Linked DNA regions of Mus musculus: region 2 is linked to region 1. The links are chromatin loops, found by intact Hi-C in ENCODE. Cell type or tissue: left cerebral cortex. All regions are shown on one strand. Links, peaks and the distances in the headings refer to the core of each region. The heading gives the core; the rest is flanking DNA. Region 1 holds the start of A830092H15Rik (a long non-coding RNA gene). Region 2 holds the start of Nlgn1 (neuroligin 1).

The links. Hi-C counts contacts between places; a loop is a spot of excess contacts. Peaks named below come from ENCODE experiments on the same cell type or tissue, not always from the same donor. Only the 100,000 strongest peaks of a DNase experiment are listed, where the experiment ranks them.
Region 2: a loop joins it to region 1, with 17 times the contacts of the local background. A loop is called at or near these places in 3 of 42 quality-filtered maps.

The regions. Positions count from the first base shown.
Region 1 is chr3:26,324,260-26,340,852 of GRCm38, reverse strand. A830092H15Rik (a long non-coding RNA gene) reads right to left here and starts at 8,900. Exons shown (of 2, transcript XR_389623.4): 1 at 8,770-8,900; 2 at 3,983-7,991. It also overlaps a transcript of Nlgn1 not described here. In left cerebral cortex, for the core only: CTCF peaks have their summits at 8,070 and 8,966; DNase peaks (open chromatin) are centred at 8,918, 9,390, 10,695, 11,045 and 3 more places; H3K4me3 peaks cover 4,649 bases; H3K27ac peaks cover 3,216 bases.
Region 2 is chr3:26,143,034-26,159,626 of GRCm38, reverse strand. It overlaps Nlgn1 (neuroligin 1), which reads left to right and starts at 5,641. Exons shown (of 6, transcript NM_001357096.1): 1 at 5,641-6,362. In left cerebral cortex, for the core only: a CTCF peak has its summit at 5,611; DNase peaks (open chromatin) are centred at 6,495, 6,806, 7,720, 8,104 and 2 more places; H3K4me3 peaks cover 2,868 bases; H3K27ac peaks cover 2,503 bases.

The DNA.
Region 1 (16,593 bases), core at 4,091-12,090:
CTTGGTCAGATTCAGCCCCTCTGCTTTCTCTTGCTCTCTTTCACCCCCAACTCCTGCTGCTTCTTTGTTTTCCGAATTAATCTTCCTTGCACTTTCATGACTGCACTTCGGAGAAATGACTCAATGAGTTGCATTGGGTTATTGTATTTTTTCAACCTTCCAATTCAAGCCTCTTTAATAATATGACTCAACCTTGACTCTCCTGGATATCTATTGAACCGCTTAGGAATTCTCCTTAATGAACACTCACTGGGTACCTGATATGGGCAAAACGTTTATTTATAGAGTTCTTTTTCACCAGATAATATTAGCAACAAAGTGCAAATCAAGTGAACAAAGATTTGAAGGTAGGACACCACAATTTGTGTATCTTCAGCATCCCTAAATATCTTTTTCCCTCAGATCAAATGGACTGCAAGAAAATTGGGAGTTGCCACCACATAACTCTCACGGAGCCTAGAAAATCATTTTGTCTCTCTTCTTTTAGTGACTACACTGACACATATAGGAATTTCCTATGTTGGCCTTCACTACATGAGAAATTTGTGAGTATTAAAATATATTATGTGACCTGGCCTTGACAAATGAAATTACTTCCATTCTTACACATTCAGAAAAGAATGTGTAAGGAAAGCAAGATCATTTAGAACTTTTTTCTATAGGTATTAAGGTGGTCTTCTCTGGGAATATGTGCTCAAGGGTGCTCTGGGTTTGCCTTAATCCACATAGGCGGGACCTTTTCAGGAAATCCAGGTGAGGCAAGCTAAGGAACACAGAGATGAGTTTAGTTATTACTCTGAATACAGTCGCAGCACTAGGAACCTTGAACCTCCCAGGTCAATCACCTGAGAAGATGACTTGCCTTTGGGTGTGCTTCCTTGACTTCACTGTGGTTGAGGTTTGAGATTGTCAGTTACACTAGAGAGAGATGGGTGCTGTTCAAGCAGTCTGCATTTTATTGTGAAAGGGAAATAAACTTACTGGACATTTTGAGAAAGGCATTAATTTATATTATGGCTATCATCACTACAGAATTCACACTTCTTCATAATTCTTTTGTTTATTTTTGCAATAACTTCATATTTAACTTCCTTGATTTGATGTTTTCCTCTCTTATTGCTAGCATTCACTATACAATTGTGACTATACAACTTGAGTTTCTGAAGGATCAGGTCCAAATGTCATTGTTTGATAGGCAAGTCTCCTCATTACCTTTTTCTTTTTACATACATGTTTATTTTTGACATTTCTTTCCACACCTCCTCATGATTCAGATAAACTACTCGTCACTAAGAATACATCTGACTCTTTGGTGAGGCAATGTCTTCATGTGTTTCACTCTTTTCCTTAGAATGTTCTAAGAAACATATTTGCACTGTGCATCATGTACTCTAGATATGATCCTCCTTCAAAGTCTGCCAGCCTTTAAGTGGGGAGTGGGCATGTCTTTTAATATTACAGTAGGTACAATACTAACTACAGAGGAACTCAAAAGGTTGGTGATTAAGAACTCACTTAACTAGATTACCAGAAACCTACTGGATCCTGTATGTAGAATTTAGATGCAACTGATATGGTGTAATGAATATAATGCTTCTAGGACTTAGATGTGAGTGACATGATCAAATAGGATCTAATTATTTACCAGTGTCCCACCACACACATTCATACACAGCAATTCTTTCTCTCTCCCCTCTCTCTCTATATGTATATGTATACACACATATACATACATACATACATATGTAATTATAAACACAATTTTGGGTTTGATAAATGCTTCCATAAGCCTCACATTTTATATAATTACCAAGGAGAGAATTTTAGAATGGAACGAAAAGAACATCACTTAAGTGCATGATTTAAAATAGCAAAACTCTGAAAAATGGGAAGAAAATGTGGAATTTAAGTCTTGTATAATAAAGTATCATTGGTTTTTTAAGTGGCAAAGTATCTTTGAGAATATCATCTCATTTTTTCTAAGTACATTTAGAGCTAATATATGCTCATTCTAAACATTATCTCAGAAAAGTGAGGCACACGTCCTGTAATTATAGTTTTAATGCATTTAAAGTGAGATATGCATTAAAGAAAAGATGCTTAAAGAATATCTGAACAGATTTGTATGTTTTTATGTTCTACTGTTACCTAAGATAGAGACAGTCTGTAATACCATGTCCCTAAAATTGATATTCATCTCATTTATTTGTGTTCCTCTCCCTCCCTCTCTTCTTCCCTCCCTCCTTCCCTCCCTCCCTCCCTTTTCCCCTCAATTACATTTTACAGAACATCACTGTAAAGCAGTCTAGTTGTTAGCACCTAGAAGCTAACATATCAGCCTAAGAGTAATCTTATGACTTAACTGAATTTGACTTCTGATGACAGAAAGAGACAAACAAAATCAGGTTGTGGTAAGTATGTCTAAGTCAAAACACAAAGTATCAGAGACAAAATGAGAAGAGCCCATTTGTGATAATGAAGTCAACAATGTCTTGCTTTAAATGTGATAACTGAAAAGAGACTCACAGGAGTGAGGGGGGTGTCTTATATCTGTCATGAGGAGAATACAGGCCTGCATAGAAGTAGATTGGGAAGTATAAAGTGTATGGCCAGAGAATATTTGGTATATTAAAAATAAATTTAGATAAACAGAGACCTTAGAAGTTGGGCTGGAGGCATGCCAAGTGGCAGAATGTTCAATTGGTATGCATAAGACCCCAGTTAAAGCAACACCACTAGAAAATCATCACAGATTTAATGATCATGCACAAGATTGACTGGAAGTACATCACAGGATATGCAGATTAATGCCACGAAGAGAAAACACAAATCATCTGTGCCTGAGGGATATGTTTGCTGTTGTATTGTCGTAGGCAACACCGGTAGGTAAGCAGAGTAGCTGGGATAATCCAAGAAATCATTAGGATTTTCCTAGGAGACCGATGAACTTAGCAATAGTAGAAACTGGGAGATCTACAGTGGAAAGAAAGCTAAATAAAGATGTGCTGGGCTGAAAACACATTGGGTTTTGGATCCCAGGAAATGTAAGTTGTAGGAGGATTTGACTTGGTTAGGGCCAGATACAGGGTGGATGGATTTAGATATGCTGTATATAGAGATGATACGGGCAGAAGAATAATGTTTGTGTGCCAACCACCTGGACTGTGGCCAAATGGATACTCTACACTACTGGGCTAGTAATTCTAGACGTTTCCCTCTGACTTACTAGCATTTCTAATATCTATACCCTTTGCCCACCTAACAGGATGCTGCCAGGAAGCTGGTCAGGTGGTTCCCTTTATAATGTCACAATTTAACAGATTAATCACCTTTGTCTTTTACTTCTTCAAAGTAGAAATATGAGCTGTCATTGCCCTATAAGCTCCTTCTTGGCATATTATTTATATTTAACCCATTTTAAGTAAAATGCATGTAATTTATGATGAACACTGCAATAAAATTTCATCTCAGGGTAACACTTTATTAACACTCTTTCTTCTTAAGCTCTTTGGGAAGGGGAAAAATATTAATTTCCTGCTGTGAGTCTTCAAGACTTTTCCAAAGAATGAGTAATACCCATTGCTTTTTCTTCACTTGAGGAGAACATGTTATTTAATTTTCTTTGTATATGTAATTACTGGGGAGGGGTTGAAATCTTCCCACTTAGTGACATTCTAGATTGAAAACACACCTAGAACACACACTAGCACATTGAGGTGTCTCAAATATACACTCAAGCCTTTCTTTTCCCCATATTTTAACCATTCATTTCTGGGAAAGATGTTATTATCACAGCTATCTGACAATATGAACACACACACACATGAACATAAACACACTTATAAAGATGAATGTATACTTCTTTAGAGACATCTGCCTTCACTCTATCATAAATAAATAAATAAGTTAGTAAATAAATAAATAAATACATAGTTTTCAAACCTAGGCCTTTTGGAGCCAATGATTAAAAAAAAAATACCAGTGTTTTTATTTATTTTATTCCAAGACTTCCTCCCAAATCTGCAAGTGAGCAGATGTGTTTGTGCAAATTTTACAGAGAATTTGTGTGGTTTTTACTTTACTGAGACTTGCAGACAGCCTCTGACTTAATGACAGACTTTGTATTTGAGCACCATTAACTTCACAACCCAGAAGGCCACATGACCTTTAATGATCAGTACTTTCTAGATTATAATTGTGTCCAATATGTCTCTCCGTGCTAAACTTAAGCGGTAAAAGAACAGTAATGACTGTGGTGACACATACCTGTAATGTCTGGGGAGTCAGAGAATAAAGGGTGAGAAATTCCAGACCATTCTTGGTTACATAGTGAGTTGGTGGCCAGTGTGTGATACTTAATGCCTTATCACAAAATAAAAAAGAAAGAAAGGAAGGAAAAAAAAGAAAAGAAAAGAAAAGAAGAAAAGAAAGGGAAAGAAAAGAAAAGAAAAGAAAAGAAAAGGAGAAGAGAATAAAGGAAGGCATAGCCTAGGAAATCATGCTCAAATCACTATTGACTTGTCCATGAAGTCATACTGCACTCAAGTAGTATGACTGATTTTCAACACGAAAAACAAATGCCCTTCTGTGTATTGGTATTTTAGTCAAAAGAGAAAAGACATCATAACGATGCTAAATTAGAACCCCTGAAAACACATATCCTTAGTGTTCCAAGTTTATGTGCATTGTTATGATAAACACAGCAATACCACCAGGCAGGTGCTAGTAGTATTCCAGTTTTGCAGAAGTGGAATGTGAGGTTAGTGGCTTCGGCACCAAATGACATGGGTGGGCTTATTTCCTTGAGAGCTATAGTGGGGGATGTGGAAAAAAACTGATCAATAGAAGTTCGGCTCTTATGAATGTGTCTTAATTTCTTGTTGCTGTGACAAAATACTGTCGCAGAAGTAGCATAAGCGAGAAGAGGTTTACTTTTGCTTACAGTCCCTGAATACAGTCCACAGAGGTAGAAAGTCACAAAGGCAGCAGTTTGGGGGAACTAGGCCTAGTGCATCTCCAGTTAGGAAGCAAAGAGGGGAAGGCATGCAGAACTTGCTTAGTTATTTCCAGAATCCCCAGCTAGGGAGTAGTGACTTCTACCACCCCTAGCCAAGACAAGTTCTCAGACAAGCACTAGCTTTTCATCCAGAGAACCTCCGTTTAGAAAGTTCACAACTACTTGTAATTCCAGCTCCAGGATATCCAATGCTTTCTTCTGATGTCCCCAGGGACCCTCCCACACCCCATTCTTTCACACACACACCCCTCCAACACACACAGGGGAAGGAGGAGGAGGGAGAGAGAGATAGACAGATAAAGTCACAGTAAAAATAAAAGAAAAAAACTAACAAGTATAGTCCTTGACCAGGGTGCCCAGAAGCCTGTCTCTAAAATGATTATAGCTCCAACTAGACAGCCTTATCCATCACAGGTTCATGGCACACACAGACGGTGACAAATGTTGCCTGTCTGGCACGTCTGTTTTGTTAACCTTCTTGAGCTTTTCTTTTAAGTAACTCATGAAAATGAGATTATAATGTTCAGTGTATAGATTTCGTTCTCACAAAGAATAATGTAAAGCTACAATAGGACTTATCTAAAAGTAATGTCATCTTATTGATATAGAATATTGGAAATAAGCAATGTTCAATTACTACGTTTAGAGCTTAGCAGGACAGCTGCAAAGGGTGGCCACGGGATGAGGAGACAGCAGATTACACAGAAGCTTATGGAAGTTACAAGTGGCATCTTTACTGAATTGTCTTTGCTTCTTGTTTAAAAGCTTAATGTTGTAATTACTATGATAGCCTCTCTCATGATGCTACCTTTGTTTGTTTCTTTTAAAATGGCTTCTTCCTCATTAGTTTTAGCCAGGCTGGCCTTGAACTCAGAGGTCCTCTTGCCTCTGCCTCTTGAATGCTAGGACTGAACTGATTCAATTAAATTAAAGGTATGTACCATATGCCCTACATATTATAATATTTTAAGTGTGCTATCTCCTGGAAGTTAAAGATTCGATGAAATAGTGTTGCTGATATGAGAACACTTACTTGTTTTCAACTTTCTGGAAAGCTGCATAGAAATTTTGAAGGTTTCAAGTTGAATTAGCAAGACTAGAGAAGGAAGAGCAGTAGCCAAGTGTCCCAGGCTTGATTCAGAGTGAAGCCTTATTGTCCTAGGCATACCTATAGGTTACTTCCTTGAAAGGAAAACAACCAAAACCAAAACAAAACCAAATAAACAAAAAAGATGTACTAAGTCGCAAAACTATGGAAAAGTGCCTTCAGGATCCTTCCAAGTGGGGAAAATATGTCATGATCAAGGTTGTTCTGAAAACCAGCATGACTGTGACAGAATCTCACAGTTCCTATTGGTTAGTATTAATTAACAAATAGCAACAATTACCTTAAATCTGTTAGGACAATCGCCTTCATTGGGTTGCTATTTGGGGTAACCCATTCCTCTGAATTTTAGAGACTTAGACTAAGACGAATGAGACGAACCCCAAGATAGAAAAGAGAGCTGTAGCTTGTGTGTCTCTGGTTTCTCAGAGCAACTCCTCATTCTCCTTTTGGTTAAGATTGTTACAGGTGGTCATCAATTATTTCAGTGGGTCTCAGCTTCTCTCTTCTCTTTCAAAGAGATCACAGAGGCTAGTAGGTTGTGACTGGGTGCAAGAGTGCACTGCTAGGCATCACACCCTTCACAAGTCACAAAAGCCAATAATGATTACTGTGGTGGATTTTTAAACGTTGACTCTCCAGCAGTTAAGAATGTGGGCACAGCTGGAGAGGAGAGACTAATAGTACTAGACATTTATAATGCTCCTACCAGTTCAGGGACCAGCCTGCTCCTACTTAAAGGGAATTTGAGGGGAGTTTGCTGGTCTGGGTGAGATCCTGCGATACTCAGTGGTATGCTGTTTCCCCCAGGTCCAGTCTCCCCTCTCACCAATCCCAGGCCCCTGAAACACAGCACCAAGGCACCAAGGACCAAGAAACTCAGCTTGCAGGAGGCTTCTTGCAGGTGGCCCGCCACCGCCACCGCCACCGCCACCTCCACCTTGCCAACCCGCATTTAGTTGCCGCTCCAAGAGGCTTAGAAGACGTCACGAGTGACGCCCAGGGCCCTTCACCCTTCCTGCAACCTCGGACGTTGCTGGCGCCGTGGGCGCTGCGGGGTGTTCGGGCTACCGCGGGTTGGAGGGACCAGAGAAGGCGGAACTTAGTAAAGGGAGGGGGCCGCCACCAGCACCTAGGCGGCTGCTGTGGAGGCTCCCCCCCCCCCCCCCGACCTGGGGGAAGTGATGCTGTGCTACAAGGCTGTCAGGAGTAGTGAGCCGGAGCTGGTGAGCAGGACCGCCCGGCAGGAGGGTAGATCTAGTTGTGTTGAGACTCCAGCTCCCAGCGTATGGCCAAGAGAGGGAGAGAGCGCGCGCAGCAGAGGCTGATGTGTGTGTGCGCGCGTGAGTGTGCGTGTGTGTGTGTGTGTGTGTGCCTGTCTACAGGTAGCAGCGGCAGCGGCGGGGACGCGAGCAGGGGACCCATCTGGAGCTACCGCTCCGCCTAGGATTTTCTGTGGCGATTGCTCATTTGGCTGACGGATCCGTGGTTCCCAGAAAAACCTCATCTTCTCCGTTTCTACTCTCCTTTAGGCGTCTCCAGTTTCAAGTGTGTGTTTAGGGATAATTTCATATTTTTCTTTTTCTTCCTCTTCCTCCAAAGCTTCTCAGGAATTCTGGCACGAAATCCTTGGATACATTTGCTCTGCCAAGTTTTGCTGCTCCAGCCCCCTCCCTCCTCCAGAGGCTTCTGGGGTGCTCTTCTTTTGGATTTACATGCAAAGAACCTATATATGTTTATATATCGGTCGGGTAGCTTATGATACATTTACGTGCGTCTCAAAGCTTGGTTTTCATCTTCTTCTCCTCAACACAGCGAAATGTTCCAGAGCTGATGAGCACAGAGACCATTATTCACATTCTTTTGATCCTGGTTTGGAACAAGGGGAGGGAGAGTGAAGAACTGTTTAACGTTCTGCCATCCTTAGGCTGAACGCTAGGCACCAAGAAGTATTTCTGGTTGCAGAGCAGGTACAACGGGGGCTTAGAGAGAAGGTAAGGGGGCCTCTTGAGTCTACTAGGCATGGCATTTACCTCAGTCCTAGGGACTGCTGATAACTTCCTGCTGGCTTCTACCTGCCCTCACCTTTTCCACCAACCCTACCCCATCCCTGTTCTCTACCTTGCTCCACCCTTTTCCAAAATCCCCGGGGCCCAGGAGGAGGGATCGGGTGCTGGGGAGGGTGACTGTGTTAAAGATGTGATAGTCCATTACAGTTTAAATGTGTCTTGTATTCCCCCACTTGATTGAGTTTCCCAGTACCTGCCTCTGTCTTTTAGCGGTTTAAAATACATTTTGTCCTTTATACAACAACAGTAACAAAAACAACAACAACAACAACTACAACAAAATGCTATGTCGATCAGATCAATGTTTTAAACACATCTTGGTGTTAAGTCTCCACTACTATCTTCTGATGAAAATAAAAACAATAAAAATTAATGAACTTTAATGAGCTGGGTGGTTTCTTCAATACTAGGTTTCATAGAATCTCCAAAATGCAGATAAACAGCAAGGAGGACAGTGGGCTTCAGCTCCTGTAAATTCCAGTTGTGTCACAGGGAGGGCAAATCCCCAGAGTTGAGAGAGAGGGAGCTAAGTCTAGCATAAGAAGACCTACGCGGCCAGCGAGTTTTTTAAAACCCACCTTTTACACTGCATCCAGTCCTCGATTAACTCCTGCTCTGGGGATGCGTTAACCGAACAGACCTTTTGATGGAGAAGTGGGCTCTTCTCTCTGTTCCTGGTCTTCAGCCAGCCTCCTTCCTCCCCCTCTGCCTGTCTGGCCCTGGCACTTTGCAAATCGCCGGTTTTGCGCACCCTCGCGGTGGGCGTTCTCCACGTTGCATCCTGCCCCCTCGGTCCTTCTTCCAGCGGGGTGGCCGAGTACATGCATCTTTCTCGGGGGGCTCGCTCGCACACGCCCTCTCCCGCAGCCCGCGACTCCCCACCTGCCCCGGCTCGCCTTAGCCTCTCTTCTCCTTCGGGTGCATCCCTGACCCTGGCATCCCTTCATCCCGGCCTGCTAGGGTTCGGAGCGTCGGGACGCGGCTGTGGCGGCGGTGCGGAGCTGGTGTGGGAAGCCAAGGCAGGAAAGGCGAACCCGAGTGGGTGGTGAGAGGCCAACCGAGTCCGTGGGAGCCAGGGAAGCCGAGAGGAGTGAGACACTGAGTGTGCGCTGCGCGCTGCCCTGGTCGGGGCGGACTCGTGCGGAGGCTCCTAGTCTTCCGAGCGGCGCCCCAGCCTCTGCAGTGAGCCTGCTTGGGTGCGCCTTGGGACCCAGGCACCCAGATCCCGGAGGTCGGCGGAGAGGTACCCGAGAAAGGCAGTGATTCTGAGAGTCCGCGGAGGGGAGACGCGGAGGCTGAGCGGATGGAGGAACAATGCCGCCTCCAGAAGCAAAGCCTTTCTTGAGCCTTGGCTGGAGTGTGGAGTCGGCTCTCTGCTCTGCTCTCTCCAGGCCTTGAGGCTACTTCTGGGCTTGGTTCCGCCTCTTAGTTTGACAGGAATTAGAAAGTTGCTCTTCTTCTCTACAAGGTTTCCTTTGAAGTGGCTTTCCGATCTGCGTGCTGGTTCAAGTCAAGATGTCACTTTCTGGATCCCCCGCGAGGAGCGACTAATAGATTATGCATTGTTGGGCAATAAACTCTCCTGGGAAGAGAGGGTAGTCCACCCCAAGGTTTAAACGGTTCGCCACTGACTCCTGCCAGCCTCAGCACAATGCCTTGTGAGTAGACATAATATTAAAGCAACCTGCAGTAAATTTTAAATTATTTAGGATGAGGTTTTTGAACGAGGAATAATTTATTCCGGAGGAAGCAGTTAGGCTGTTATTGGAATGAGGGAAATATGTCCCATATTTGATTCATTTGTGATTATTCTAATGAGCTCTGGCCTGTACCACTGTTTTCTCTTTCTCTCTCTCTCTCTCTCTCTCTCTCTCTCTCTCTCTCTCTCTCTCTCTCTCTCTCTCTCTCTCTCTCTCTCTCTCTCTCTCTCTTTTTCCTTCCATTTCTAGGGCCTTAGTGGTAGACATAGGGCTGGGGAAATGTGAATTTAGATAGTTAACCCTCTCTCTTTCACTGTGTGTTTTAATAGAGTGTTGACATCCCAATTTCCCTCTTTTTATACTAAAACTACTGTAGCCTATTTTGCTTAAGTAACTGGAAGTTTCATGCTATATTTGACATTACAGTGTCTTGATACATTTCTCAAAATTAATTATACTTGGACTATTAATATGATCATAATTTTTTAAATGGCATTTAGAGGAGGTGTGTATGTATGTATGTGTGTGTGTGTGCTTGAGTACAAAATCTATAAAATTTCTGAGCGTAGTCAGCTATTACAACCTAAAGAGAGTGCCAGTTTTCTTTGGAAATGAGTTGAGCAGCGAAGACCATGTGTGTATTTAGAATATCTAATGCAAAATGCAAAACCCCATTAAGTTTACTGTGCCCTTGGCAGAGAATGGATCTCAGTCTCCTTGCACTGCCTAGTGATGGAGTGATTCACAGAGAATGTGGAAGTTAATCATTGCTCAGGCCTTCTGATGGCACGGAGTGATTAAAAGGAGTAACTGTTTTCTGTAAGCCTGCTCTTCTACATGTAGTCTTTACAATCCTTCTAGCTAAAGGAGGAACGGGGATATTTCAGAAGGAAGTAACACTAGAGATCCTAGGGTTTGAAGTAAGAAGAGCCTCTTTGGGGACTTCCCCCTCACCTCCACCCTCAGAATTGCTGTCTGTCAAATTTAATTTTTTTTCCTGTGGTTTTATTTTGTGAAAATTTCCATTTTTATTTAGTGATAACATATTGCCATATAAAAATGCTTGGATTGTTTGCAATTGGAACAGGGCTACACAGGAAGGTAGGCCCAGGATCTTCTCTGCTTGTTTCTGGTGGGGGAAGGGTTGCCTAGAAGTCTAGTTGACTCTGGGCAGGGTCAGTCAGATGACTCCCCTGAAAGACACAGTGCCATCTCTTCCAACCCTAGTTTCTCAGATTTGACTTCACATTTAGCATTTTCAAGCAGTTATTCTGGGATAAGTCCTGCTCTTATGTCAACTTGCCTTAACTTATTACTTTAGCTTTTCAAAAATAAAATTAAACCTTAGGATTATTAAGTAGCTAAAACTATAGAACACAGGTACAAATTTTAAGATTTGCTATTTAAATTTTTATCTTTGATGTTATTGACATTTTATGGGTCGATGGTTTTTAATCTATCTATCTATCTATCTATCTATCTATCTATCTATCTCATGTAATTGGTATACCTTTCTCTGAGTTTCCAAGTGTTAAATCAATTTTTAACATTTTTAGAAAAGCTTAGTCATGGATGTCTCTAGAAGATCCTGCCCCTACTGAAGAGTTACTTCATAAATTACCTATGTGAAGGTAGTTTTTATAAAGCAAAGCACAGCTGGAATTAACAGTAAGACCAGAAATTTCAGCAGATTGACAATAGAATCTAATGTATTTTGCCATGGTCTGTCTTCCTTATGTGACATTTGATGACCATTTTCAGTCTATTAAATTATAATCTCTTAGTTATGTTTCAATCACTTATAAGGAGAGTCACAAGACTTGCACTTTCTAAGACTTAAGACCAGTCTTGAGGATATCAACATTGCCCAATGGTTGGGGTAGCCCTACCTGCCAACATCCAAATTTTATGAGAATCAACACTTCACAAACTTTCCATAGAAACTTCCTTTGTCTGCTGCTACTCCAAAATTTACCTTTTGGTCCTGTTCCATGACTCTTATTATGTGCTTGTGTTAACATATCTTAGTAGATCCAACTCCCTTCACACCCACTGCCCAGAATTTTAGCTTCCTATGGCTGTCTTTCTTTTCACCCTTTTTCTTCCTTTACCCCCTCTGATAGGCTGCTGATTCCACAAGCACTTATTTTCACATTCCATTATTTGGTGTTTTTATTGGATGGTGAATTGCTGGTGGTCAGATCAGAATCCATACCTGATTTATCATTGCATTTAGAATTCTTATCTCCATGTCAGAACATGAAGTAGACCACACATGGATAACACATATTCTTCATAACTAGATTTCACCATGAAGTAATTACTAGTCTAGCAGTGGATTAGGAAAGTAAGGTTTATTTAATGTCATATAACAAGAAGACAGACAACTGACAAAACATTGAAGCAAACAAGATTCTCCTATCACCTTTGTACTTTGTTGTCATGATCAGAAGATTGACTCCAGGCCTACCATCTCGCTTATGATCTCTGGTCCACCAAAATGTGAGGGTGGCAAAGAAAAGGGAGCGCTTTAAATCAGAACTCCCCAACTTGACATTGCTGTCCGTTATTTGGGGCTGGTTAATTATTTTTCTTTTCTGTGGGAAAGATTCTGTACATTGTGAATGTTTAGCAGTATGCATGACCTTTACTCTACGCACCTGTCCTGTACCCAAGAAGTACCTCCAGACATTGCCAAGAATCCCTGTGTGAAAAAAGTGACCATAGTTGGGAGTATTGCTCTGGAGTGGGAAGGGAGAATCTGTTTCCTCCTCGCTCTTTCACTTTGTGTGTCGGTGCTAGTGAGGGCCTGTTCTGAAGTAACAAATGAGCCTTTATGAGCCTGGAATAAAGAAGGAAGATGGGGAGGAGAAGCACGGAGATGGATGGGACCACACACACCTGCTTTTTGGGCCGTATGTGCAATGTGATTTTTTTTCCCCATGAACTTGCATTTTCATATACATCAGACTCTTGTCTGGTGGCAACTCCTTGATATCTGATGTTGGTATAAAAATAGTTTGGTTACTTTTGATATCCTGAACAATATTAGAATCTTTGAGGGGGGAATGGACATGAGATTGAAACCTAGTAATGCTTGCTGCAATTATAGAATAAATAAATACATATAAGTCATCTAAATAGTTCAGACAGGTGGAAAAGTCAAGGGCATATGGTTTTCACGTGATAAATGTTGATGAATTAACCATGACAATTGTTAGGCAATAAGGGGACAGGACAGAGCAGCTTTATTTTCTTACCTTTCCTCCTCAGACATTGCATTTACAAATGAGGATGTGGTCAATTATGTTAAGAAGGATAAAGGAAATAAAAATGTACATCTTGGGTTTAGTATTGCTTTCCAGTGCTTACATTTTACAAATTATCACATGTTGGTGATGATACTGAGAAAATTAATAGATCTCTGGACAGACATGTTAGCATGAACAGAAACGAAACGTAACAGCTATGCTTCTTAATTGTTTATCTAATTATGGCAATAAAGGCTAACTTAGAAGTAATAAACCTGCTGCACAAAGACATATCAGGATTGCTATGGATGGCCAAACCACTTGTCCAATATTTTCTCTATTCATTTAAATTTTTCTCTATAAGTTTATTAGAAGCTAATTTGTGTTAAGCTTTGTTCAATGTAGAGATGTAAAGTATGGTGATTCTTAGGTAGCCTGAAGTTGTGAGTTCCAAAGTAACCAAGTGAAGAACTAGGGATGTAGTTCAATGGTAGAGCACTTTGTACACATAGCGTGGTGAGTCTTTAAGTTCAGCTACAAGTGCTCAAGAAAACAAAGAAATAAAATCGCAGGAAGGGCCCAGTGAATGCCTTTACAAATAAGACTGTCACTGGGTCAGTCGATGATTCTGGAGGTGAGCTGAGTGAGGGTTGGCTGACTTAGCAATTTAATGATAGGAGTTTAATCATGTCAGTTGACTGCATATCCTGGGACCAGTGTAGCTATTGCAGAAGCAGTCAACCCTCTTGACACAACCACACATCAACAGGAGGGAACAGGCATTCTCTTGTGAAGCTTCCTAATGCTAGGAAGAAAAGTTCCCTTACAGCCAATGCAGAAAAACTAAAGAAGCCCCCACTCCTACCTTATAATTTATGCAAGGTAGGACTTTGCATTCTCATAAAGACTCAGTCATGCCCACTTGGGGTTACAGGAGGGTTGGCTTTTTCTGCAGCAGTGAGGTAATCACCTTTAAATCAGAGCAATGTTAACTGAGAGGAGAGGCTAGGAGCTGGCAAACAGGCTAGCAAGGAGGGCTTCCTGCAGCTCTCTTGATCACCTTCTCTAGGCGCTCATGAATCCAAATGCTTACATTAACAGCACATACACAAAATGTAATCCAACCATCTTTGGATCTATTGCACTATGGTAAGTTCATGTCAGAGTTCAAGCTCCTGAAATAGAGTGCATGCCATTTTCTTGTGATGTCGCACAGGTTTTCATGTTTGTTTGTTTTTAAATACATCTTGGAAAATTGAAAAATGTGTTTTGGATGGGAGAATGGTGAACACTCAGTTACAGTACATTGCACATGTAAACTGGACATTTTACTTCTCTGGGATAGCTACATCAGGTCATTAAATCAAAGCATGTCTTCCTTGCCAAATAGGTCACATGCCCTCACCTGTGTTCCTTACCAACCCGATTTAGAAATAGTTTGAGAAATGACTGATTCTTTGGCCAGTTGCTCTTTTAAAGAATGGGATTTATTTCGGTTCTCTCCAAATGAAAAATCTAGGGTTTTTTTTTTAAGTTTATGTAGAACATCTTTGGGCTTAATCATTTCAAACTTACACATATTCAAAACTAGTTTAGGGAAATTTTTATATATCCACAGACTTTTGAAAAATTTAGGAAATAATTTTCCCAAAGCACAGAATGTCTGGATAATTTCATGGAGATTGTGCACATGATGTCTAGATAATTTCATGGAGATTACAATGTATTGTGCTCATACACACTCTGTTATCCTCTTGTGTCTCTTTCCCACACTCATTAGCCTCTCATTTTCATGCCTTTTTTTATACCGTGTGAGTGAGTTCTACTACGGTCTTATATACAAGCATGAGTGCATTGTTTGCTGGAGCAAGGGTGAGTTACAGAGGTTTTACCTTTAAAGGAAATGCCTTGCACTCTTCATACTGATGTTCCCAATCTAGAAAAAAAACTGTTAAAGTGTGTGTGCATGTGTGTGTGTGTGTGTGTGTGATATAGAGCAAGGTATAAACTCAGTTTATTTATTTGTACTTCCACATATTCCAATATTTCATATTCCATAACTATGAAATGGGAAGATCTACTTTTAGACCATATACCCATGGGCTTCTCTCAAACATCATCTTTCCCTTTAAAAACATGAAAAAAATGTTGTTCTTTCCTTCTAACCTCATTTCAAGAAAACTCAGAGAAAGTCTGTGCTTCACTGGAATCGGTGTTCCCAGTCAACCCACTTCACTCTGTTTTATTATTAAAACTAAAATTTTGAGCTTTAACTTAGCGTCAAGACTTTAATGTTTGGAGAAATTTTTGTAGTCTGTTTTCAATTGTTTAGGGAAAGGAGAAATAATGTAGTAAATATACGTATATAGATGTGAGTATTACCAAGTATCACTCATTAATTTTTTCCCCTGGATGTATATGTGTTTGGAAATTATTTAAAGTTATGTGCAATAGCTGCTAAGTTTAGAATATGAGAGGTAAGAGAAGGAGAGAGTTTCCAATGGCATTTGAGTTATTTTAAGAGGAATATATGTTATATTTGTAGACAGATAGGAAACTAAGATGGAATACGTGGAAGTACAAATAAACTGAGTTTATACCTTGCTCTATATCACACACACACACACACACACACACACACACACACACACACACACACTTTAACAGTTTGTTTTCTAGATTGGGAACATCAGTAGCCTCATTGCTATCCAGTAATTTTCACCAAATCTACAATGTGCAAGAACCATGAATGGTGAGAAGGTTGGAGTTCGTATTACTCTCACTTCTAAAGTGGATTTTGTTATGGATGTTGGCTGTCTCCTCAGTTTACCTTCAGTGTGTTACAACATTTTTCAGAGCATGCCATAACTCTGGTGCAAATGTTCTATTTCTGGGCTCCATGCCTAGAGCAGTTTCCACCAGAGCCGTCACCTCTGAACTGAGCCCCCTGCCTCCAAGGGAACTGGTTATGAATCAAATGTAAGATGATAATTAGTCACTCCATCTGTGTTTAGGATTGGGAACAGATGCTTCCCCCCTTTGCTTTAATGGAAAGTGTGTTTGAAAGTAGCAGCATTGTGAAATAGAGTTTTAAACAGAGCCACATGTTAGTGGACACTCTTGTATACTGCATGTCAGAGGACTGGAGTATGATTTCCAAGCATCTACCTGGCCTTTTGTCATCTCAACCTGTGTAATTGCTCTCCGACCAACAAACTCATGGTAAGATAATTATGATTAATTGCATGAGCCTAAGGTATGGCCAGTTTCTGCAGTTTCTCCTAGGTCATACAATATTTAATGCTATTTAATAGAGCAAATTTCACTAAAACTAAAGAGTCCATTATAGGATATGTTTTTTTTTAATACCATAGAAAGGAGAAATTACCTAACTTAATAATTCTATAATGCTTTTCTCCCACTTAAAATTTTAATATTGTATTTCTCTAAA
Region 2 (16,593 bases), core at 3,782-11,781, 180 kb after region 1:
AAAGACCTGAACATAAAACTATATACACTGAACCTGATAGAAGCGAAAGTGAGGGACTTCCTTGAACACAGTGGCACAAAAGACAAGTTTCTGAACAGAGCAACTATGATACAGACACTAAGATCAACGATTAATAAATGGGACATCATGAAACTGAAAATCTTCTGTAAGGCAAGAACACTGTCAATAGGACAAAGAGGCAGCCTACAGAATGGGAAACGATTTTCATCAATCCACATCTGATAGACATCTAACATAAATATCTCAAGAAATGCAATAATAATAAAAAGAAATAATCTAAATTTTAAAATTGGGTACAGATCTAAACACAAAATTCTCATCAGAGATATAGCAAATGGCCAAAAACACTTAAAGAAATGTTCAACATCCCTAGCTATGAGGAAAATGCAAATAAAAACTACTTTGAGATTTGATCTTACACCTGTCAGAATGGCTAAGGTCAATGATATAAATGACAGCTCATGCTGGTGAGGAAGTGAAGCAAGGGAAATCCTTCATTGCTGGTGTGAGTGCAAACTTGTACATCCACTATAAAAATCAATATTGGGGTCCATCAGAAAACTTGGAATCAGTCTATGTTAAGACCCTGCTATACTACTACTCTTGGGCATGTAACCATAGGACGCTCCAAATTACTGCAAGGACATTTACTCAACAATGCTCATTATGGCTTTACTCATAATAGCTAGAAACTGATACCAGACACGATTTCCCTCACCTGATTAATGGATTCGGAAAATGTAGCACATTCTCACAGTGAAGTATTACTTTGTTGTTTAAAAAATATGACATCATGAAGTTTGCAGGTAAATGCATACAACTAGAAAGTCATCCGGAGTGAGGTAGCCCAGACCCAGAAATACAAATATGGTGTATATTCCTTTATAAGTGGATATTTTAATAAGTTAAGTTAATGATAATCAAGCTACAATCCATAGACTCAGAGAGGTTAGGAGAAAATGAGAGCTCAGAGGGTGTATGGATTTCCCTAGGAAGGGGAAATAGAATAGATTCGTCACGTGGACTAGGAGTTGGTAGGGGTGGGAGCAGAAGGGATCAGTGTGTAGACGATGGGGAGAGAGAGTCCAGGAAGAGACAGGGCCATTTGGGTGGGTGGTGGGGGCACAATGTGGAAACAGTGCAGTGGATTTTTTTTTTGAATCTATAAATCTATAAAGTGATTCTTTTCAGTACTCCTAGTAACAAAAGATAAGGAGTCTTAACTGGCCATATTTTTGTAGCCAGCAAGGCTTCCAGTGGTGGGACTGGGTTACATTCTGTTGAGTTGTTCCTTGAGGAAGTTCTATGGAGACGTCTAAACAACCCAGGCTGATGCTAGGACAGAAGGTCGTTCTCTGAAAACGGATGGCAGGGCCCCATTGTCAATAACAGCATCCATACAGCTCATTGAGCACAGAGAGATTGAGCTGGTGCCTTCATCAGACTTTTATTCATGCATTCTAATCTCTGGCACAAGGTACTCTGCGAGCTACAGAAAGAGAAACCTGAACACCAACCCAGCCACCATCCTACAATCTGTCCTGCCTGCATGATGTGCTGGGACAATGGTGGCACAGAACTTGTGGGAGGAGTCAACCAATGTTTTAACTTGAGGCTCACACCAGCAGAAGGAATCCATGCTCAGTTCTGCCTGGGGGATGGTCAGAAACTGGAGATTGGATAGTCCAGAGACCTAGGATAGAACCAAACAGAACTGACCAAATAAAATAAATTAATTAAAATAAATAAATAAATAAAATGATTCCTAATGATACTTTTCTACATTCACAGATTAGTATCTCGTCTAGTCATTATCAAATAGACTTCCTCTGGTTCCTCTGTCAGTAGATTAGAGCCGAGGAGAAAGAACCACAGCCAGACATTTTCGGGGGGTGGGGGGAAAGGGGTAGGTAGGTCTAAATTGAAGGTATCTATCATATCCCTCTCCTTGGAGATCAGGGAGCCCTGGAAGTGGGAGAGGAGAGGTTATAGGAATCAGAGGGATGGAAGACCTAAGGAGAACATGACCCACTGAAACAGCTAAGCAGTTCTCATAGGAGCTCACAGACTCAAGCAGTAAGCACGGACCTGCTGGGTATTTGTAAGTATTAAAGCTGTTAGCATGGTGGCTTTGTGGGAGTTTGAACAACGGGCGCGGGCGTATCTCTGATTCTTTTGCCTCATATTTGGATGCCTTGTGGAGCCTGGATATATAAGGACTTTCATCTTGTCTTTCTATATCCTACGCTTGTTGTTTCTTCTCTTTTCTGAAGAGGAAGCAGTGTAGCGGGAGTGGACCTGGGGTAGAGGACAGGTCGGGGATGTCTCAGAGGAGTGGAGGGAGGGGAAAATGTGGTTAGGATGTATTTAGAAGAATTGTATGAAAGAATTTATTTTTCATTAAAAAAAATCTGAGTTTTTACATGTTTAAAATATCTGCATTGACTTATGTTTTATGCCCGTATTTTTTTTCACTAAATAAAAATGTTTCTCTTAACTTGAACTCAAAAGTCATTAAGCTATTTCCCTCTGAAAGCTTTAACTTATAATTAAAAAATATATAATTCTATAAGGGTTCACAGAAAGCATCTAGTCGAAGTATTTTATATTAATGAAATATTTCAGGTATAGAATTAGTTTATATGAAAGAGTAGTTCAAGATACAGCATGGGAAATAAAGTACTATGGATTCAGGTGATGATATTCAGGATGCTGGTGAAAATTCATTAACTCAATCCTTCCCAGAGGAAATCTTGGCACTGAATTTTGCTTATTCTATTACTCAAGTAATAAACTGGGGCTACATACTTCTGTTCCCCAAATTAGTAGACATACCATTTTCACATACTTTCAAGATTCACTTATATTTATTTCTTATGTGTATGAGTTTGAGTGTTTATCTGCATGTATGTATGTACTCTATATGGGTGACTATTGCCAATGGAGTCCAAAAAGAAGGCACCAGATCTCTGAAATGACTGATGTGTGTGAGCTGTCATGTGAGTTCTGAGAATTGAACCCAATTTCACTGAAGGAACAGCAAATGATGCTAACCAATAACTCATCACTCTAGTATCATTATATTTAATATATAGATTTAGTAATTACTATCCATCAGACATCTTAGGCAATAGTCAATATTATTGTCTATGTAATATTTTTGAGATTTATCCATGGCAAGTACCTAAGAGACTTTCATTTATCTCTGTTATATTTCTATTATAGCATGTTAATATTCTATCAACTCAGAAGTAGTTAGACTTTAGGTTTTTTTAAGCCATCCTGCAATGACTATGTCTAAGAATGGGAAGATAATTTTGTAGGCTGTGAGTTTATCCAGCGAATTTTTAAGGTATATTCTAAACCCTCTGAACCTTCACCCATTCTATTTCCCACAGCTTCTTCACATCTTCATCATGCAGGCACCACTAGATTTGTGATTTTAGTCAATTTCATGACTATGAAGTGTGATCTTAGCATCATGCTGTAAATTTCTCTGAAGGCCAGAGGTCTCAAATGCTTATTGGCCCGTGTGACTTCTTGGTCAAGAGAATTTTTGTCTACCTGGTATGTTTTACTTTATTGTTTAAAATACGCTGATGAGAAATATATAACTACCTTCTGGTTCATTTTTTTGTCCTTTATGCTATCTTAAATAGAAATTCAGGTAAGATAAGAAGTTAGAAATCTATTTTTTTCATATGTATGAGGCTGTGTCTGAATAATTCATATGCTTTTATTATTTTCTAATAGCACCTGGTATTTATCCAGTTTTCATAAATGTATGCAAAGATTTCTGGGATTTCTTATCTATTCTTTTGAACTAGTTTCTATGACTAAACCTTAACTGCAGCCATTCTGGATTAAAACTTACTTAATAGTTCAAATAGGAACTCCATGAATTTTGCTCCTCTGGTTTTAATTTTTACTCTTTTAAGCAGTTTTTTTTTTATCATTTGCTTTTGCATACATATTTCAGACCCAACTTTTCAAGTTCTGTGAATAAAGTGTAGTGATATTTAATAATAATTTTATTTGTATTATAGATTAATTTATGATATTGAATCTTCCATCTAGGAACATATGCATTTGTTGATTTATTTTGAATTTTAATAGATAAATTAACCATAGGCAAAGTTACTGCTCAAAGTCACATAGCCAATTAACAGCAAAACTAGTGGTAGAAGAAATGTCTCCTGACTCTTTAACAGTTCACACACTTAAAGGCTTAATTATTTAGTCAGTTAAGAAAAATTTTCTAGTTTTTGCAGCTACAGAACCCATCAGCATGAAAGAGAATCCAACTTCTGTATTTTACCAGGCCCTTGATAATCAAAGTGTTCTCAGAGGGCTTGTTAAAATTGGAGAATCTCAGTCCTAAAGACCTAGAATCTTCATTTTAAAAAGATTGCTGGCTTATTGATAGACACTGTTTGTGAGACTATGCGGAATACTGCTTTGCCAAAGAGGCCTGAAATTCACAGCATTGATTCCTTTCTTTGGAATCTCTCAGAACTCCTGGTGCTGATGCAGAGGCCGCTGAACTCTAAAGGTTTCAAGAAAGCATCCAGGAAACCTGGGTCATGATGGTCAGGTGTTGCCCTTTCTCTGCACTCAGACGTTGTGCCTGCTTTTCTGAGCAGACATAAAAAAATCCAAGATAATGGGTTGGAGAAATGGCTTCACAATGAGGGTGCTTACTGCTTTTATAGATAACCCAAATTTTAGTATGCTTGCTGGATGGCTTTCAAAGGCCTATCTCTCTTGCTCTAGGGCATGACTTCTGCCCTCCTTAGGCATCTGCACACACAGGGAGCATGTGCATAGGTGCATGAACATCTATGAGTAAAATGATAAACATACACATATATTCCAAATAAATCTCATTCCAAAATGAGAGCTGGCAAGATAGCTCAGTGGGTAAAAATGCTTGACATCAAACTGAAGGTGTGATTTAGGTCCCCAGGGTCCATTAAATAGAGGGAGCTGAAGAGACTCCTGAAAGTTATACTCTGACTTCCATACATAGGTCCTGGCATATGTGCTTGCACATGCAACTTTCTGCATGCATATACACACAGATAAAAAGTAGATTTAATTGAAGATATTTTAAAATTCCAAATGATAAAATATTATCTAGATAATCCTTTATTATATTTATTCAAAGGAAACAAAAGGTTAAATGGTTTTCTGAAACAATACATTTCAAAAGAACAGAATTGTGTGTGTGTGTGTGTGTGTGTGTGTGTGTGTGAGCGCATGTGCATGCTAACTGCTAACTATGGGTGTTTAGGAAACAAATATATTTCCTTGAAATCATAGTGCTTCCCTAAGTTGACATATTAGCTACTAAATGTTATTGGGGAAAAACTTTAAATGTCGAAAAGACCTTCAGTTTTCCAGTAAAAGGCAAAACCCATCCTACCTGTTTAGTAGACAGCTTCATTTTACTCGTAGTGATTGGAGTTCAGCACCCTGGTTACTATAACAGCAAGTTATTCCTAGATGCCAGGGGACCAAGAAGGGGGTGGAAAAGGTGAAGAGGGGATGGAGGAAAAAAGTGAATTCCCTGCAATATCGCCGCGAGCCACTAGGGGTACCTTTGTATCATTTTTCATTCTGCACCGATTTGGAGTAGAAACCTGTATTAGGGGAAAACCAGGGTCCTCGGCATTTTTTTCTTTTCTTTCTTTCTTTTTTTTCTTTTGCGAGCAGTGCACCCAGAATCCAAAAAGATTTTTAAAAAATTAAAAAAGGCAGGAAGGAAAGAAGAAAAGGAAAGGAAAGAAAGAAACCACAGCCCTTCGGTAACCCGGATAGGGCTACGGAATCGTTCTACTGGACGCGAGCACTGGGGATTCATCTTTGAGGTCAATTTCCAATCGAGATAAATCTATTGGATTAGTAGGATTATCTGATCGCAGCTCAAAGAAGTAACGTTGTTTGATCGTTTGTATTTCTTGCCTGATGGTAGGAATTACACGGATGCGGCTTTGGTTCTCCAGGATTCTGGATCCTGGCAGCATCTGGAGAGAAAAAAAGCATCAATCCACACGTTTAGGAAGTGTCCGTGGGTGAATAACGAGGGAGGGGGAGGTGGATCTGGGGTTGCGGCTGCTTAAAGAAAAAAAAAATAAATAAATAAAGGAAGCATCTTGAATTCTGAAACAAGAATTACCCAGTTCCAGAGGTTGAAAAGAAAGCATCTGCAAACTGGTAAATACTTTGACCGTTTCGGCTTGAATTTGACGGGAAGTGTTGGTAAAACTGTCTCCTTGAATAATGGAAAGAGGACTGGGGGAAGATGAGGGGGCTCCCTCGGTGGACGTGTCTTCCTGAGGGTAAGTTTGTGCCTCTTTCCTCGGGAGAGGGCTGCGGGTTTGGGTATCACTGTGCGGAAGGGGTTGCAGACGCGGCGCCGGAGAAATGGGGCGAGCAGGCTGGAAGCCCACCTCGCGCATCTCCCAGGCATCGCGACCTCTCCGCTCGCACCGAGCTTCAAAACCTGGGTTTTGTGGCGTCAGTGGGGAAGCCAAGCAGCCTTCTGCCTCTCAACTTTGCCTTGGGGGGAAAAAAAAATCTCTCAGTAAGGAGATCCCTCTTGGACCAGGAGATTTTTCTCTTAGAGATACTTTAAGGAGAGGAGGCAGCCAGTGCTTTAGAAAATCCTGCTTGGGGGGTTGGGGGAGAGCTCCGGTCTTCATTATGCTGCCTCGGCCCAGTTTCCCAGGCTGTCTAAGCTTCTTGGGGGAATGCTGGGGATGCAGTCAGCAAGAGGATGGCCTTTTTCATAAGCTCCGATGTTCCCACCCTCTGTTTCTTTCTGCCTTTCCCCACCACCTCCTTCTTTCGGTCGGGCACTAAAGGGTTACAGTCGCTGCATCTGGTCCTGGAGAAAGAAGTAGGATTCTGCCACTCAGGTTATCTTGTGACTGCCTTTTAGGACTTTGCATAATACAGTCAGTCTTAACTTTCTTGAGTTAGATGAGCTTCTTTGCAGTATTTCCGCCCAGGGCCCAGGCTGAGTGCACCGGGCATCGGGCATCGAGCCACCTTTAGGATTTTAGCTTGCTTCCCTCTGCTCCTGACTCCTAGTTTCTCTTTCCCAGGGAGCTGTGAGTGCTTGCGTTTCTAGCGATTTTCTTGCAACTGAATTTAGGTTAAAATATTTTTTTTTCTTTCAGTTAAAGAAATTTTGTAGCTCTGAGGAAAAAAAAAAAAACAAAAAAACTCCTCTGTGCTCACAGAAGGAAATCGATTGTACCAGCGGTAATTAAAATTAATCTTTCAAATGCGTGAATATTAATTGACTTAGGGAAGTAAAAGTTGTTTTGGAATCTGAAAAGGACATTCTTCTCATTGAAGTTTGAAATCCACATAGCTCCAGCACAATTATATTTACATAATAATATATAAGTATTTAAGAATTGTATGGAAGTGTCTATAGATGCTTAGATTCAGGAAGCTCCCTCACATCCCTTGACATTTCAGGCTCTTTAAGTTGGCCCTTTCTGTTTAAGGCTGAGCATTCGCTTATAAAATAGCAACTGCTCAAATGCACTGGAATAAAATGAAGAAAGGCAATTGTCGTGATGTAAAATGTGGCATCTGGTATTATTTTAGTCTCCTAAAGGAAGCATTAGACATTTCCCCAGGATTTGTGTGGATACCTTGTGAAATGTGTGCAGACACCTTTACTTTTAACATTAAAGACTCTCCTGCAAGTCTGGACTCACCAGAGACAACTCTTCAATGTCCTCTGAGCTCCTCCCCTCCCATCCTTTCTTGGACAAACTTCAAATACTTCAGATAGCACTCTGGCTATCATGAGAGGAACCTTACCAAACTCCGCCCCCCCCCCCCCCGGATTTGCCCATGTGTTTTAAAAACTGAATTCTGCAGCTAGTATATGAAATTTGTATTTTAAAGATGCAATTGCCAAGTTGAAAACTTTTGTGTCCCAGGAATTTTTAAAGTGGGAACTTGTCTGCTTCTTGTTTCTGTGGGCTTGGGTTAACCCTTTGTAGAGTGATAGATTCCAAGGAAGAATTTCTACAAGCTCATTCGTTTCCCCCAGATATTTGTGAAGCTGGCCCTGCCTCTTTTCCATGCTTCTCTGTCACGTGGTTTGTGTGCTTTGGAAGGCAAAGAATGGACGTTCTGTGTGTGGTACATTCCAGCCACTGCTCCTAGCCACAGAGTCTAGGAATAGCAAACATCCAAATGATCATACAAATAATATTTACTGATAATACAAAATCAATAAAGCATGTCGAGTGATAGGTGGGTTATATTTCTCTCTTTAGGCGATTGAGAATACAATTATTGACATAAAGGCGATTAGAAATCCAAAATATAAGATGGGGGTCCTTTTAAAGATTAACTTGCATATCCCAAAATCATTAAAGCAATGGTGCTTGTGGTGACTGAGAGTCTCAGACTGATGACAAAGGTGAGTGAGTTGACATACCTCTGCAGTAGCTTGGAAATACTTTTCTGTCAAGAGTAGCTGATATTTTCCAAGGCTTCATTATGTTCTTTTTGGATGGTGAAAAAGAAAAGGGGCAGCTTTGACCTTCTCTTTGTATAATCTACTTGGAGGGCTGATGACGTGTCTATAGTAAATCTCTACACAAAGTTCTGATAAGCCTTGTGTGAGGTAAGTCCATGCTGACAGCCAATAGCAAAGGACGTAGCTCATAGAGAACACTTCCAAATTTATAGTCACACCCAGCTAATGGATACAAGCTCAGCACAGGTTGACAAACAGAGGACCACTTATAGGTCTGGCAAGTCACTACAGGGTGCACTTGATAAGTTCAGTACATTTTGTTCTATTTTCTCCACCACACATATGGTAATGATTTCTCAAAGGCACACGGTGTCCTCGATTGGCTTCTTTTATTTTATGTTAGAGTTTCACAAATGTGTAATTTGGAAAAGGAGGTTAAAAGTTCACAATTAAGGTGAAAAATGGCAAGTTCCACTCTTAATGTAAGTGAAAGACATAGGTATTGGATTCCCCAAAGCTACTGGTGTGCGATATTGATACTGCATTCCCCTGGGTATTGCTATCTTCTATATGGTCTAACTGGCCTAAATTCCAGACATTACTAATATAGTGGCTGTGGCTCTCATGGTTTTGATATGATTAACCACATTCAGTGTGAACCCCCATTTTTTTTAAAAGATGAAATTCGACCTGCATTAAGTGGAAGTACACTAAAAGGGAGAGTTTACTTTTCTGCATGATTGAAATTCAACATACATTATCTGTTGTACAAAACCTCTCTCCTTTGCTGTATTGGGACCTGCAATAAAAAGCCTACTGCTACATGAATTTGAAGTTTCAATGTTTAATCTTCAAAATGTGCAAGGTCCAGAAAAATAAAGGTGGAATTAATGAATACCCTCAACAAAGGTAGAACATTCTTTTTATTATTTATTGTTATTAAAAGATAACTTGTAATATCTTGGAAGTAGCCAGTCCTTACGGCCCAGAGATTCCCAGCTGTTTCCAGGAAGGTTTCTTGAATAGCATGACATTGTTTTAAGTGTACTTAGTCTAGCGGAGATGAAAGTGTGTTGCAAAAGAAAGAAAGGTAAAGAAAATCTAAACTTATGTTCCCTTTTGGTAGCATATCTGTTGGGGTGAAAACTGCCAAGTGTAAGCTTAACTGAAGTCAGAGGAAACCAATAAATCACTCCAGGCATTTGAAATTATTAGACATTAAACTTTGGGGAGTTTTATTTGAATTCTTTTTATAGCAGTCAATATAATCTCTTCTGTGCCTATTCCCATTGCATGTAAGAGAGAAATTCTACTCAATGGAAGGACACTTTACTGCTGCCATTACTGCAGAGTTTATAGTTGAGGGATGTGTCAGCATGTGAGATTCAGCTGTAATGCCTCTTTTGTGTGAAACCTTACGGGCCTTGCAGGCACTCTCTCATTCTGACACTCATAAAACGTTCAACTCTCCGTATTTATTATTTAATTTTCTCCCTATGTATAGCCATGAAGCACTTCAGTGTATGGACGTGCAGCCAAACATGGCAGTCAAGTGTGAATGTGTACAATGAGTTCTAATAACACACATTCTAGGACCTGATAAAGAAAGTTTAATTATGAGAAACAAGTTAAGCAGGAAATTCATTTGGGAACAAATACAAGTTAAGTTAGTGTTAGAGATGTAAAATAAACAATCACAGTGATACATCACAGCAAATAAAGTTTCAGGCTGAGACTGGACTACCGAAATGCAGTTGTCATGGTAGGAGTTAGCTTGGAATTCTGAAGCTTTTATGCAACTTGTGAAATATATATTGTTTTTTAAAAAATTGATTTTACTTTTTCTTGGTTTGTATGGCAACATTAGCTAGTAATTAATACTAATCCTCCTTCTCCCTTCCCCCTCCTCTTCCCCCTCCCCCTCCTTCTCCTCCCCCTCATCCTACCCCTCCCCTCTCCTCCCCCTCCTCCCCCTCCCCCTCTTCTCCTCCTCTTCATCCTCCTTGTCCTCCCCCTCCTCGTCCTCCTCATCCTCCTATATGGCTTTTAAAAAGTTTATGAGCTTTAATTTTTTCTATTATATATTTTGACCATACTTAATCCTCTTTCCATACACCTCCCAAATCAAGCACACCCCAGGGCAGGCCCCATGCTGAAGAGTTGGCCCACATAAATAGACTCAGTGTTTTTCTTAGTGCTTTTATATTCTTTGTTTGTTTTGTTTTGTTACTAATTCCTTTCTGAAAGGCAATGGGATGCTGTTTGTTTTGTTTCTGTTCTTGTTTTTTTATCTGGACTACACTTCTCTAATGATGCAGATGACAACCACTAGATTCAGATTCCTGCCTTCCTTTTGGTGGTGCTATGGGTAGTGTGCACAACAAACTGCACATCTATCAATTTGTTTACATAATTCATTTATTTATCGCATGGTTTAGAAAACAAATAGGCTCATCATTTTTAGTTTATTTATATTTTATCTATACCTATATATTATTTTTTTATTTATCTATATTTATTTGGTGGTGATAGTAGATGTACGGCCAGGAACCAAAAGTTGTGGCATATATAGAATATTAATCAAGTATGTCTCTAAATGTAGTTTTCTTATATTTTCTCTTAGCTGAAGAACATATACAGTCTAAAAGCAAAGACATGAGTGTTTCTCATTAGCTACTTTTGAAAACACTTTAATGCTACAATGATTCCTCTTTCATATTAATGTGTATCATCAATTGTATGTAACATTAACAATACATTTTTGTTTTTTTATATACTTAATGTATTTTTAGACTTTCAGGAAAAACTATTCAGCATATAAATTGTTAGGTTCTAACCTTGGACAAATGGCTGAGGTGTCTGTTTAACCTATCAAAGTGGACCTGGCCACCAGGTTTTCCCTACAATCCCTACTTGGTACAGGGGTCTCCTGGCTGGTATGCCTTACCCCTACCCTGAACTCCCCAGGCCAGGGAAATGGGCTGGCTGTTCTTCCCAATATATAATTCAACTATTTTGCGTGCCCCTGCTTTTTTGTATCTTTGGGCATCCTGACTGCCTCACCCCTCATTCTCCCTTTCCTGACATAGTCCAGCTCCAGCTGGTCCTGTCAACTCTCGACTCTCCTAGAGGTCCTGCCTCTATGTTCTCCTACATATTGTAGAATAAATCTCTTCCCCCATACCTGGGAGCAGTTATATTTTATTTTCCTCTTTCTTTCTCTCTTTCTCTCTTTCTTTGTTTCTTTGTTTCTTTCTTTCTCTTTCTTTTCTCCCTCCCTCCCTCCCTCCCTCCCTCCCTCCCTCCCTCCCTCCCTCCGTCCCTCCCTCCCTCCCTCCCTTCCTTCCTTCCTTCCTTCCTTCCTTCCTTCCTTCCTTCCTTTCTTTCTCCCTCCCTCCTTTCTTCTCCTTCCTTCCTTCCTTCCTTCCTTCCTTCTTTCCTTCCTTCCTTTCTTTCTTTCTTCCTTTCTTTCCACTGTTCATTCACAACTTAAAGGTAAATTAAATTTTCTTTGACAAAATCATGGTTAATTATTTTATTCTAACTTATAGAACATTCACTATGCTTGCAATTCATTTAGGGAATATCTACTTAATACAAGTCAAGTTGTAGTCATCAGTAGCCTAAAAATTCCCCTTTGGAAAACAAATCATCCCCAGAGAACCCTGAGCAATAAATACTGCTTCCTGCTTATAACATTGACCAACAGCTTGTCACGCTCTCTGCACCTGAAAGCAATGCTTAAGCCACTCAATAGTTAACCTGAAAGGCATACAGGTTCACTTCAGCAGCAATTATGTTTTGAGTCAGTGGATCTGTCATTTTTGATTTAAATCTGTATTACGTAGCTGTCCAAAACTTTACACACAAGTGACAATGTTATCTATCCTTTTCTTATGGGTAAAAACATCACCAGTTTCTTGACTTCTTCAATTGTGCCAAGTGTCCTAATGCATATGTTCTGAGGATGCCAAAGCTCTCTACAATTTAGAGCTCTAGTCTTTAATAATAACATCCCTGGATGAAACCCCTTTACATATTCAAGTGACCCCATAATATCAGTGTCCACAACCTTCACAATGGCAAAGGTTTGGGCTTTTCCCCAGCACGTAGAGCTGTCAACTAACTATAGGTTATTTATAAAATAAAATATTTAGTGTTTAAAATAATTTCATGCATATATACATATGACATATTGTGATTTTATTTACTAGTTTATTTTATAAGCTGTTTGTCATCTCTTTCCTCTGTTAGAGGCCAAGAAGACCACCTTGACAGGCCTACTAAAAGGACTGGATATAGTCCAATAGATAATTAACATAATTCTAGCTTCACTATATTTCCATTGATGAGTCATTTCACTCACTAGCTGTCCCATTCTATGTTAGAGTTGTTTTTTTGGTGGGTTATAAAACATATTTTTTTTCCTAAGTTTCATTTTTGAACAGGCCAGGGAGTTTGTCAATGACATTGGTTTAGTTAATACTTTTGGTGGTAAGCTATTTCTAATTAAGAGTAATTAAAAGGGAGTCCTTTAAAACACACTAATTCTGCTGTTTTGACAACTTCATACATGATCATAACGTATTTGAAGTCCTCTCTGCCCTCCCACCTTCTCATCTCCTCTTCATCTCTATCAATAAGCCCCATGCTTACCAACTGCTTTCCCAGGCTCATGGCTTTTGTTTTTGTTTTATGACCCATTTAGTTTTAACAGGGCCATCTGTTTCACCATTGGATTAGAAGCATCCCTTGGAGCTGGGTGGGTTCATTGGTGGGCACAGCACTGGAGACAATTGCTTTCCTCCGCTTGGACTGATCAGTATAGCCAATATTTCAGCATGGATGGGTGTGCCCTACTTAGCTGATACTCGGTCTTTTTACTTTTGTCTTTGTTTTTGTTTTGTTTTGTTTTGTTTAAACCATGAAATCAGTTGTTATTTGATGTTACAGAAATTTTAAAGTAATGTAGTATATCCTCCAAAATAATAACTTGAAAATCCTAAAAGTTTTAGTGATACTCACATTAAGTTTGGTTTATTTTTAGGGATTAATTAAGAATTACTAAAACCATAGAATTATTTCCATTCTTATAATTTATTGAAAGTACATGATAATTCATTATGTCAATGTGTATATTAAATTATTACTGGTATCTGATTTTTTTCAATGTGCTACACAAATGGTCCATGAACAGAGTGCTTTTTAAAATCTCGTGTTTGTAAGATGATCAGAAGACATTGTAATACAGAAGAAAACATGTCTGCACACGAAGATTGCTCATGTAATAGTTTTATCATCTGAGTCACAGTTCAAATTCTGCATAAGGTCGGGAGGTACAGGCAGCCATTGTTGGTGTTTGGTGCCTTGTATAAAAGTAGTCAGGAGTCTCACTGGCACTCCACAGATGGTTGCTCCGTAAACAATAGTCACTAAGTGTTTGCCAATTCCAGCAGAAGATGGGGCCGGTAGGGGCACAGATGCTTAAGTACATTCTCTGTACTAATCATTCCAGAGAGGTCAAGATTGACATCGCTGGCACAGAGCCACTCCAGCAACTTAGCCTTACATCTCCTCAGCCAAAGTGGTGGTCCTTCTCTAGCAGTGAGGGGTTCTTTAAAGGAATGTTAATTAAACAAGGCACCAGGAAGGGCGATTTCCCATTTTTCCCAGGCACTCTACTCACTTGAAACAAAAATAAGCTTCTATAGAGGATGGGAAATGCCACAGTACTTTGGCTGTGCCCGTTTCTCTATAAGATACTGGAAAGCATAATTAAGTTGCTTCTACAAGCTATGACTTGTGACCTATGGTTGGCCCGCTCAGACAAGAGCATCAATTTAATATCAAGGGAAGCAATCAGCTCTACCTGGCTGTCTCCTCTGAGCTCCTGAGTGGTTATTCATTTTCTTCAGGGAGATCACAGGGTCACCCATTGGTTTGAAAACCATGTCCTGCAGTATTTTACATATGCATCAAATCTGTTGCCCCTGACTTTTTAAGAACCCTCGGTCTCATCTCTGCCTGCTCCTTCACCTCACTCACCTTCCTGTTCATTTTGAAGACAGCATCCCTAAATAGATTCTAGATTTTAAAATGAATATTTTGAGATGCTACATCATAGTACACTCAAAATAAATAGAAAGGAAAACTTCCCTTTGCACACTTAATGATAAGTGCTTTTCTCCATCCCCATAGAAAAGCATGACTGGAGGACTAAGATGCACTCCAACTTCAGCAAACAGGTGAAAGGCATTTTTTTTTTCCTAGAAGTGTCCAGCTATATAATAAAGAAAAAAAAAAACTATAAGAAGATGCTACTTCTATCTCCTTCCCTTCCGGTTGTCAGAAAATCTTCCATGGCTTCCTCAAATCCTCATCTTACTGAATAGTAACTCATCATTTCCATGGCAGTCTATATGCACCTCTGTTGAATAAAAAGGCACGTTCACTGAACTTTAACATAGTTCTGTCTATTTTACCACCTCTTGCTTGAAGCTCTATAAGCTAAAGACTTTAGAAAAATGGGGTATTCCAAACCCACACACAAAAAGAAGGATGGTGTTTGAGAATGGAACATGATAGAAGTCAGGGTGCTTCACTCAGGAGGGACTTTGTGAAGTCCTATACAATCATGTCTGGTTATTAAAATCTGAAAATGCAAAAGGCATAACTTCTATTCTCAACGACTAAGGCTAGATTTATCACCATGCTGTTTTTAATGATTTGACCATTTTTATTTTACTCAACACAAAATTTTTTAATTGTTTGTTTTGAGATCACTATATAATTACACTATTTACCCCTTCCTTTTCCTCCCACCATATCCTCCCACACACCCCTAATTAGTCTTTCAAATTCATGACCTATTTTAAATTATGTTTCTTTATATATATAATATATATATTACTTTAACACCTATAGTTGCCTACAAATTCTTAAGTTCTTAACCCTTCTCTTTTGCAGCCTGAAACACACATTTTATTATTCTGCTGGTTGCTTTGGGAAGCCTCAGTCTCCATGGCATTTGCAGGTCCAGTTGCTTCTCTCATACACAGTCTACCCCTTAACCTTAAACTGCCACTTCCTAGTCATCCTTCAAAGTTCACGTCCTGCATCCCTCTCCAGACTCTCAAATATCTAGTGATCACTGATGACTAAAGAGTAATCTGAGTAACAGATGCACACATGGTTTACCTTTTCCTGTAGCTGGTCTTTGGTACTTTGTAGGTTCTTGTTTTCCTAAACTTTATCCCCTTCTCCCTGTCTCACCCCTATCACCAGAAAAGAGAGAAAGAAAAATAGAAGAAAGGTAGAGTGAAAGAGGGAGGGAGGAAGAAAGGGAGGGATGGAGGGAGGGAGGGAGGGAGGGAGGGAGGGAGGGAGGGAGACCCTTGAACCTAGTTTTTCTTTTTTGAGCATGACCGCTAGCCAATCACAGCCAACCATCTTGAATGACCAAAAACAACCCACCTATGAGGCTTAGGCATTTATATTCCTTCTAAAAATTTCCCACAATTTCATACATCACACAGTTGTAGAAACTATCTGCAGCTGGCAAAGCTATACCTCTGGTAGAGCATGAGGCAAATCCAAGCAGCTCCGTCGTATCCTCACACCTGGGATTAAAAGGAAAACATATTGTTATAACATTTCTGTGGTTTTTTTTTTTTTTTTAAAGAAACCAAAACTCCAGAATTCTCATTCTATTTCCTATTATACTCCAGCCTCTATGAGCACAGCATTCCTGAATTCCTTTGCCTCTGTACTTGGTGTTCACTGAATGTAATGCTGAAGACAAACTGAGGAGACTGTTCTTAGATTGTGTGTGTGTGTGTGTGTGTGTGTGTGTGTGTGTGTGTGTGTGTGTGAGAGAGAGAGAGAGAGAGAGAGAGAGAGAGAGAGAGAGAACAGGTACAATAGGATCAGCTCCAGGAGGATGATAAATACTTGGACAGCTGGAGAGAAAGAGTTCTTTTTATGACTAGAAAAATCAAGGAAGAAAGAACTGACCTGCCAGCAGGCCTTGGGGACTTTTAGCTAGGGCTCCTCCAGGCAAA